Regions from separate parts of the Homo sapiens genome. Here region 2 is linked to region 1. The links are chromatin loops, found by intact Hi-C in ENCODE. Cell type or tissue: B cell. All regions are shown on one strand. Region 1 has its middle 33 kb from the start of LINC01702. Region 2 overlaps IL23R (interleukin 23 receptor).

Region 1 (5,000 bases):
CTGTAATCCCAGCACTTTGGGAGGCCGAGGCAGTCAGATTACCTGAGGTCAAGAGTTCAAGACCAGTCTGCCCAACATGGTGAAACCTTGTCTCTACTAAAAATACAAAAATTAGCTGGGCATGGTGGTGGCTGCCTGTAATCCCAGCTACTTGGGAGGCTGAGGCAGGAGAATCACTTGAACCCGGGAGGCAGAGGTGTGCCAAGATCACGCCACTGCACTCCAGCTTGGGCAACAGAGTGAAACTGTGTCTCAAAAACAAACAAACAAACAAACAAAATCGAGATGAGTTCTCACTATGTTGCACGGGCTGATCTCAAACTCCTGTTCTCAAGCAATCCTTCTGCCTCGGCCTCCCAAAGTGCTAAGATTACAGGTGTGAGCTACAGTGCCTGACTCCACTTCTCAACTTTGAAAAGAGTGACCCCTTTACTATACGTTGGATAACTTTGGCCTAGATGATCTCAAAGGCTCTCTCTGTCTGCAAAGTCTGTAAAGATGAGAAAGTCCATATATGCAAAGCGGACAGTTTAGTGAGGAAGGCAGTTAATGTAAACATAAAAACATGTTTTTAATAAGTGAACTAATCCAGTTCACACCACTGGTTCCTTGATACAGTCATTCTCTAACAAGCAAAATGGGGCTGAAAGTATGCTGAACTGATGTAAGGTGTGCTGAGCTTTGACAGGTTCACTGCACCTTCACAGAGTACCTTGGACCTTTCACAAATACGTGTTCTGTTCATCCTCTCATCTTAGAGGTATCCAAGAACAGGACCTCGTCTTCGAGGTACCACCACTAGAGATAGCCTTCCCAGGGGCTGCCAGCTTTAAACTCTACAAAGCCTATGACATCATTTGGAATCAAAGTGGAAAAGTCATGGTAATAGTAGTTGTAATCAAATCAGTTAGGAATCTTTTGGTGACACATGTCAGAAAATCCAACCCAAAAATGACATGACCTAAGCTGGGCACAATGGCTTATGCCTGTAATACCAGCATTTTGGGAGGCTGAGGTGGGTGGATCACTTAACGTTAGGAGTTCGAGACCAGCGTGGGCAACATGGCGAAACCCTGCCTCTACCAAAAATACCAAAAAATACAGCCGGGTGTGGTGGTGTGTGCCTGTAGTCCCAGCTACTCTGGAGGCTGAGGTGGGAGGATCGCTTGAACCTGGAGGCAGAGGTTGCAGTGAGCCGAGATTATGCCACTACACTCCAGCCTGGGTGATGGAGTGAGAGTTTTTCTTAAAAAAGAAAAAAAAAGAGGCTGGCACAGTGCCTTGTGTCTGTAATCCCAGCTACTCGGGAGGCTGAGGCACGAGAATCACTTGAACCCGGAAGGCAGAGGTTGCAGTGAGCTAAGATTGTGCCACTGCACTGCAGCCTGGGTGACAGAGCGAGACTCCATCTCAAAAAAAAAAAAAAAAAAAAAAAAAAAAGAAAAGAAAACAGTGGAGGCTCTTGCTGAACGTAGAGTAAAGGAATGTTGCCAATAAATTTCAACAACAAACCTTTGAGCTCTTACTATGTGCCACACTCTGTGCTAAGCACACTAGGTGCATGACCCCATTTGATCTGTATAAATGACTCAAGAGGGATGCATTCAGATTAACCTCATATAATGGACGAAGAAGCCAAGGCTCAGAGACGTTAGGTAACATGTTCAAGGTCACATAGCTAGTAAGTGGTAGAGCTGCGTTTGAGCTAGTTCTCTCTGATTCAACATCTATTCTTGTTCCATTTTATGAAGCTGCCTGGGGCATCAGCTTCCTCTAAGGCATATAGACTGGAAACATCAGAGTCTTTCTCAACATTTCTTCTTCATTTTCTACATCCAGTTAGTCATCAAATTCAGTGGATCCTACTTCCACCAGGTTTTGTGCTGTCTGTTTCCATGTTTGGTTCCCATTGCCACTGCCCTAGATAAGGACTTGGTCACTTCTTCCTGGACTATTAAAATAGTTTACTCTTTTCTCAGAGACTCCACACAGGTGGTCTGAGAGTCATTTTAACTTACAAGTTCATACTTAAAAGTTAGAGTCCTGGGCGAGGCACAGTGGCTCTTGCCTGTAATTCCGGCACTTTGGGAGGCCGAGGTGGGCAGACAGCTTGAGCCCAGGAGTTTGAGACCAGCCTGGGAAACATGGTGAAACCCCATCTCTACTGAAAATACAAAAATCAGCCAGGTGTGGTGGCACGTGCTTGTAGTCCCAGCTACTTGGGAGGCTGAGGTGAGAAAATCCTTTGAACCAGGGAGTTTGAGGCTGCAGTGAGCTGTGATCGCGCCACTGTACTCCAGCCTGGATGACAGGGCAAGACCCCGTCTCCCAAGAAAAAATAAATAAATTTAAAAAATTAAAATTAAATTAAATTAATTAAAAATAAAAATTTTAAACAAGTTAGCATCTCATGAAAATCTGTATTGTTTGGCTTTCCCTGAAAAATGGAAAAATCTGATAACACTGGACTCATAATCTACATGGCAGCATTGGCTGGAACTGAGCAGCGGCAGCCCACTGATGAGAAGGTATGTGTGGTTCAGTTGACCAGGTACCTATTGCAATTTTGTTCCTTGTCTGCCCTCTGTAGGCATCTGAGTGTGCAAACCTAGTAGTTAGTCTCTCCCCATTTAAACCCATCCTCCTGTAGACCCTGCAGTTATCTTCCTAAACCATGATCTCAGTATTCTGAGTATTTCATACTCAATTTTCAGATCATATTTATTTATTTGTAGAGACAAGATCTTGCTCTGTCCCAGGGTGCTGTGGTGTGATCATAGCTCACTGCAGCCTCAAACCTCTGGGCTTACCCAATCCTCCCATTTCCGTCTCCCAAGTAGCTAGGACTACAGGTGTGTGCCACCATGCCCAGCTAAGTTTTTAATTCTTTGGAGAGACAGGGTCTCATTATGTTGCCCAGACTGGTCTCAAACTCCTGGCCTCCAGCAATCCTCTTGCCTTGGCCTCCCAGAGTGAAAGAATTACAGGTGTGAGCCACCGTGCCCAGCCGCAATTTTCACATTTCATAGTTCCTCATTGACTACAGATTCATTACACACTTGGTCCCAATCTACTTTTCCAGGCCTATCTCCAACTGTGCCCACATGTCCTCTGCTTCAGCCACATCCTTCTAGAATCTGCTCAACACCCCTTCTCCCACAGGGTTTGCTCAAGCCTCATTCTCTGGGCCTCTAATGTGCTTTCTTGGTCCTCTCTGTGCCTCCTCAAATCCACTCTTTGAATGATGCCCACATGACTTTCAATGACCAGTTTGATTCCTACCTCTTCCAAGAAGCCTTGGGTCTTTTCGATTTATTTATTTGTCTATTTTTAAATTTGAGACAAGGTCCCACTCTGTCACCCAGGCTGGAGTGCAGTGGTGCGATCACAGCTCACTGCAACCTCCGCCTCCCGGGTTCGAGTGATCCTCCCACCTCAGCCTCTGGAGTAGCTGGGACGACAGGCACATGCCACCACACCTGGCTATATTTCTTTGTATTTTTGGTAGAGACATGGTTTCGCCATGTTGCCCAGGCTGGTCTCAAACTCCTGAGCTGGGATTACAGGTGTGAGCCACTGCACCCGTCCCATGTTTTGTGAATTTTACCACATCTGGGGAAAAAGAGTGAGCTAACGTCTATCAGGCACACAAAGCAAGGCATGGGGTTGGGGTTTGATAGGAGGTGGGGAGGAGATTTCTGGTAAAGAAAGCAAGGTTGGGAACCAGTGAGGTAGCTCAGAAAGGCTGGTGTTATAAAGTGCTTGAGGTTGCCGGGGGCAAGGCCTGGGCCTCAGAGCAGCCAACTAAGGTTCCAGAGGCAGATGGGAAGCACATAGCCTTAGAAGCCCTTCCCAGTAGCTCAGACTCTGTCCTGCAGGGAATGGGGCACTGGTAACAACTTTCAGGAGGCCTGCAATGTGCTATGAGTGTGCTTTTTCTTCCCCTTTTTCTGTTGAGACAGGGTTTCACTCTGTCACTCACAGGCTGGAGCGCAGTGGCATGATGATGGCTCACTGCAGCATTGACGTCCTGGGCTCAAGTGATCCTCTCACTTCAGCCTCCCGATTAGCTGGGAACACAAGTGTGTGCCACTGTGTCCAACTATTTTTTGTTGTTGTTGGTAGAGATGGAGTCTTGCTATGTTGCCCAGACTGGTCTTGAACTCCTGGGCTCAAGGGATCCTCCCACTTTGGCCTCCCAAAGTGCTGAATCACCACACACGCTCAAGTGTGCTTTTTAAGAAAGATCAAGCCTTCCAGTGTAATTTAATGATAAAAAAAAGAAGGAAAGATCAAGCTTATTCCCTTATGCAGGAGGGTAAAATTAGCAGAAATGTGGAGACAATAAGGAAATTATTTTAACAAGCCAGGTGAGAGTTAGCAAGGAGCTGAGAATGTGACCATCATCACATGCTACAGAGCAGGATATCTATGTCATTTTTGTTTGTTAATTTCATTCATTCATTTAAAAATTCTTTTAATGAATGAAAGCAGGTTTCCATTTTGTGCCAGGCCCATTATTTGCTGGTGCTGAGGACATAGCTGTGGACGACACAGGCATGGCTCTGGTCGTTCTAGAGCAGACAGTGTGGCCAGGAAGGCAGACAATAAACTCATGATGATACAATTGATGAATTACAATTGTGAGAGGTGTTATTAAAGGACAAAGTCAAGGTGCTAGCTCCTGCTGTGACTTGCACACTGCCCTGCAGTCAGACAGCCCTAGGTTCAAAGCCTGGTTTCTCTACCACTCAGGGGAGAGGCCTAGAGCTAGTTTCTCAGGCTCTTCCAGCCTCGGTTGCCTCATCTGAAAAAGTGGGTAGCAACAGCATGCACCCACAGGGTGGCTAAGAAGGATTAAGCTTAGCACTGTAGATGGAACTGTCCACGAGTGCCTCACAGGCAGCAGAAGCTCAAGAGGGGTTAATTGACTCTTCCGCAAGGTGGGCACGATAAATCCTGGTTGGATAGAATCATGTAATTAACCTTGAACCCATCAG
Region 2 (5,000 bases), 250 kb before region 1:
GGCTTGTGGGGTCCAGAGCCCCACAAGGCCAGGCAGCCCCAACACACCATGGCGAGTCCTCAGTGGAGCAATGCTAAGTCTCATCCTGGGAGAGGCTGCTTGCAGGGCTGACTCTGCCTCCCACCCTGAGCCATCCTGCTGTGGAAGTGAGGTTATTAATTTAATGAGATCAGTGACCAGCACAAACTACATGTCAGAACTGGATGGGAATTTCCACTCTTCACCCTCTACCTAGGTGACTTTGAGCAAGTTATTTATCCTTTCTACTCTTTTGTTTCCTTATCCGTATAATGAGGATAATAATATTGTCTGTGTGATTGGGTTGTTGTGAGGATTAAATGAGAGAAAACATGTAAAGTTTAGCATGTTACCTGTGACATAATTAATACTCATTAAATGGTCACTTTAAAAGGATGACAAAACACACTTTGCCCCATGGTTGATGATATGGTTTGGCTGTGTCTCCACCCAAATCTCATCTTGAATTGTAGTTCCCATAATCCCCATGAGTCGCGGGAGGTAATTGAATGGTGGGGGCAGTTGCAGTCATGCTGTTCTTGTGATAGTAAGTTCTCATGAGATATGATGGTTTTATAAGGGGCTTTTCCCCCTTTGCTTGGCACTTATCTGGCCTGTTGTCATGTAAGACATGCCTGTTTCCCCGATCACCATGATTATAAGTTTCCTGAGGCCTCCCCAGACATGTGGAACTGTGAGTCAATTAAAATTCTCTTCTTTATAAATTTCCCAGTTTTGTCCAGGTGCGGTGCCTCACACCTGTAATCCCAGCATTTTGGGAGGCTGAAGCAGGTGGATCACCTGAGGTCAGGAGTTCGAGACCAGTCTGACCAATATGGTGAAATCCTGTCTCTACTAAAAATTCCAAAAAAAAAAAAAAAAAAAAAAAAGCCACGCGTGGTGGCATGCTCCTGTAATCCCAGCTACTTGGGAGGTTGAGACAGGAGAATTGCTAGAACCCAGGAGGCAGAAGTTGCAGTGAGCCAGGATCATGCCACTGCACTCCAGCCTGGGCAACAGAGGGAGATTCTGTCTTAAAAAAAAAAATCCGGTTTTGATTATGTCTTCATAGCAGTGTGAAAACAGACTAGTACGGTTGATGTAGAAAGAAGAGCTGAGGTGATGATTTGGCATCATCCTTAAAATACAGATGGAATACGTTATTGCTAAAACCAGGTCCTTTTGAGTGGATTTGATTAAACTAGCCTGGTGTTTTGGTAGGCCAAAAAATATAGTTGTTATGCTTTAAATTTTGTCCAACAATAAGAAACCATATTTCTCGTTTGAGATCACTCTAAATTCCCACAGGCACATTGTCTTCTTGTAAGACTAAAGTTTGGTGCCAGTGTGTACAAGTTATATAAAAATTCTTCCCAAATTAAAGATAATTTGGATTTTTTTTAGTATATTCAAGTATGTCCTGTGAGATTAATAGGCATAAGTTAATATTCTGTTGCAAGGATGGAACTGTCTCATTATGGACGTAACACCACAAACACCAAATACAGTAAGATATCATGAGGTTTTTTTTTTTTTTAGCAAATTAGGCAATGCACTGATGACAGAACTGATATAAAAAACAGTTTCCAGTCATAAAGGCTGTGTGTGTGTGTGTGTGTGTGTGTGTGTGTGTGTGTGTGTGTGAGATTCTGTGTTTGCTAATGCTTTTGTATGTTAAAATACTTGCAAATACCATAAAGCACTAATAGCAGGTGGATTAAAAGGATGGGATTAGGGATGGTTCTTTTTTTCTCCTTTTAATTTCTCCTGTTGAAAATTTTTCTGTACTTTAATTATCGCTTTTACAGTCAAAGATGTTAAGTATAATTTAAAAAGAAATGACGTAGCCACGTGGTGGCAGTATTCCATGAAGAATGTAATCTACATAGCTTTGTTTCAGTCCTATGTCTAACATTGGCTTGATTTCTTCTCTGACAATTTTGTTTATAAATTGTCTTATTTTAGATAACTGATTCCTTGTGAAATTTCCCTATGAGGATTAAGCACCTCTTATAAGTGACTTTAATTTAATGCACCTGTTTGATTTGGAACTATGATAACAAATAGACTCTAAAGGAAGATTGTATTTATTCCCTGTTAGGGCTAATAAAACCCTAGTCAGATATGAAAATTGTTTTTATATGATGCAAATTAATAACTGAATGAAGTTTCATTGCCAATAACTACCTGTAGTTTATACAACAGAATTACATTAACCTGTATTAAAAGCCAACAACACCATATATTACTTTTAAATTAAAAATGCTAATTTTAAAATAATAAAAGTGAAAACAAAAATACTACAGCAGCATATGCTATAAGCCCATGATTTTGCTAAATTGAAAATTGTGTTACCTTTTAATGTAGTATTTTTACTCTTTTTTTTTTTTTTTTTTGAGATGGAGTCTTGTTCTGTTGCCCAGGCTGGAGTGCAGTGGTGTGATCTCAGCTCACTGCAGCCTCTGCCTCCTGGGTTCAAGTGATTCTCCTGCCTCAGCCTCCCGAGTAGCTGGGACTATAGGCACCTGCCACCATGCCTGGCTAATTTTTGTATTTTTAGTAGAGATGGGGTTTCACCATATTGGCCAGGCTGATCTTGAACTCCTGACACCCTCCTCAGCATCCCAAAGTGCTGGGATTACAGGCATGAGCCACTGCAACTGGCCAGTATTTTTATTCTTAAAATTTCAAAATAATGGAGATTCAGACTCCTGCCTGAGCTCCCTGCAAATGAACATTGGCCTGTAAAGATAGCACTTTAGATGAATAAACCTGACTGTTGGCCATCAGGGCATAACCTTGTTCCCTCAGAGTTTGGTGGAACCATATACCCATGGAGCAAAAGAGACTTAGCGAGGCATTGAGAAGCCAAAAACAATTTCTGATTTGTCACAATTCCGGGTGAAACATTTTCCTCTTGCTGTAGAGAAGCCAGGACAAAAAACACGGGAAATAACTTTTGGCTTTTCTGATGTTTTCATCTTCTAAAATCCCTCACCCACTGTTCTCAGAAAACTACCCTCCTCACGCTTATGCCTGCACCCAGAGCAGCCTTTTTTCTTTTTTCTTTTTTTTTTTTTGTGAAATGGAGTCTCCCTCTGTCACCCAGGCCGGAGTGCTATGGCACGATCTAGACTCACTGCAGCCTCCACCTCCCGGGTTCAAGTGATTCTCCTGTCTCAGCCTCCCAAGTAGCTGGTATTACAGGCACGCACCACCATACCTGGCTAATTTTTGTATTTTTAGTAGAAACAGGGTTTCACCATGTTGCCCAGGCTGGTCTCAACTCCTGGCCTCAAGTGATCCACCTGCCTTGGCTTCCCAAAGTGCTGAGATTACAGGCATGAGCCACTGTGTCTGGCCAGACCAGCCTTTTTCAAAAATTTCTGAAGCCCCGTAGAAACCTTTTCATTGGAAATGTAGGACACTTTTCTCAAAGACAGTCACATGGGCCACACTACTCCTTATACAAGCCTGTGATATCTCAGCCTCAAGTTGTGATTTCTCCCTGCCCCCAAAAGTAATTTTTTTAAAAGAAAAATTTGAGCACTGAAATCAGAGTGACGGAATACACAGGGCTTGAAGCAATCTCAGGGATCCAAGGCTTAGAGCCATCTTCAGAAATGTCTTCTGCCAGTTGGGAGAATTGTGTCCTTGAAGTCACTTCTGTCAGCTTTTAATTATCAGGAAGGAGGAGACTGGCAAGGCTGCACCAGGACCCCTTTGAGTTCAGACTGAAAGTTAGGTACCAGGGTTGCTCACCCCACCCTGGTCAGAATCATTCATTAGCAGTTTCCTGACAGCCTTTATAACTAGACCAGGCTGCCAGGAAAAGAAAAGAGCAGAGAGAAGTCATTGGTGACATCCCACCCAGGTGTTACAACACCAAAGTGCCTGCTAACCAAAATTAGGTTTCTTATGAGGAGCCAGGAGAAGGTGAACAGCATCCCAAAGATTGTGCAAAGGCAAAAGTGACACATCTTGGGGACCCTCAAGGAAATCTGAACCTTATTGCACCATCAATTGCAAGGAATCAAATAGAGATTAGTTATCATGCGTTTTTTCTGGCTCAGTAAAATAAAGCTCTTTGGTATTTGCTGCCTAGAAGCCTCATGAAATTAGTGGACACACCTTGAAGTTTTACAACCTAGGTAGATTATAGTTGCCCTTGCAGTGTTTCCTCCTTTGAGATTTACCCAATTAAATAAAAAGAAGAAGAAAAGACACATACTCGAAGACTATTGCTTTTATTCCACCCTTCAAGCCCATTAAAGTTATTGGTTTACTTTAGTCATCTCTAAACAAGGGAAGAAACTCCGTTGGGAAATTTGGCAAGCAGAGTGCAAAATGTAAGAAACTGACACTCTTTCCTTTTGGTTTAAGTTCCCCAGGTCACATCAAAAGCATTCCAACATGACACATGGAATTCTGGGCTAACAGTTGCTTCCATCTCTACAGGGCACCTTACTTCTGGTAAGAAAATACAACTTAGGCTTTTTGAGTAGTCTTTTAGTAATTGCCCATTTTAACCCATCATACTGAAAAAATCACATCAGGTGTTAAGTTTCTGGACAATAAGATATGCCTTATGTCTTCCATAGGAAAATAATAGACAAAGTACAAAGATCTGCTTAAAACTGAATGTAAGAAGTGGCTTAGGTGGATTTTGCCGGCTTTTGCAATAGATTGTATACATTTTTTAAAATTTTTATTTATTTTATTTTATTTTTTGAGACGAAGCCTTGTTCTGTCACCCAGGCTGGAGTGCAATGGTGCAATCTCGGCTCACTGCAACCTCCGCCTCCCAGGTTCAAGCGATTCTGCTGCCTCAGCCTTCTGAGTAGCTGGGATTACAGGCATCCGCCATCACGCCCAGCTAATTTTTGCATTTTTGTAGAGACGGGTTTCACCATGTTAGCCAGACTGGTCTTGAACTCCTGACCTCAGGTGATCCACCCACCTCAGCCTCCCAAAGTGCTGGG

The links. Peaks named below come from ENCODE experiments on the same cell type or tissue, not always from the same donor. Only the 100,000 strongest peaks of a DNase experiment are listed, where the experiment ranks them.
Region 2: it touches region 1 in a loop (19-fold over the local background); 28 of 110 quality-filtered maps call a loop at or near these places.

What each region holds. Positions count from the first base shown.
Region 1 is chr1:67,487,266-67,492,265 of GRCh38, forward strand. No RefSeq gene overlaps it. Among named protein-coding and RNA genes, the nearest start is that of LINC01702, 33 kb to the right of the region's middle. In B cell, no CTCF peak of the experiment used is centred here; a DNase peak (open chromatin) is centred at 2,576.
Region 2 is chr1:67,232,312-67,237,311 of GRCh38, forward strand. It overlaps IL23R (interleukin 23 receptor), which reads left to right. Exons shown (of 11, transcript NM_144701.3): 8 at 4,402-4,491. Among named protein-coding and RNA genes, the nearest start is that of IL23R, 68 kb to the left of the region's middle. In B cell, CTCF peaks have their summits at 1,907 (motif pointing right) and 2,107; a DNase peak (open chromatin) is centred at 1,880.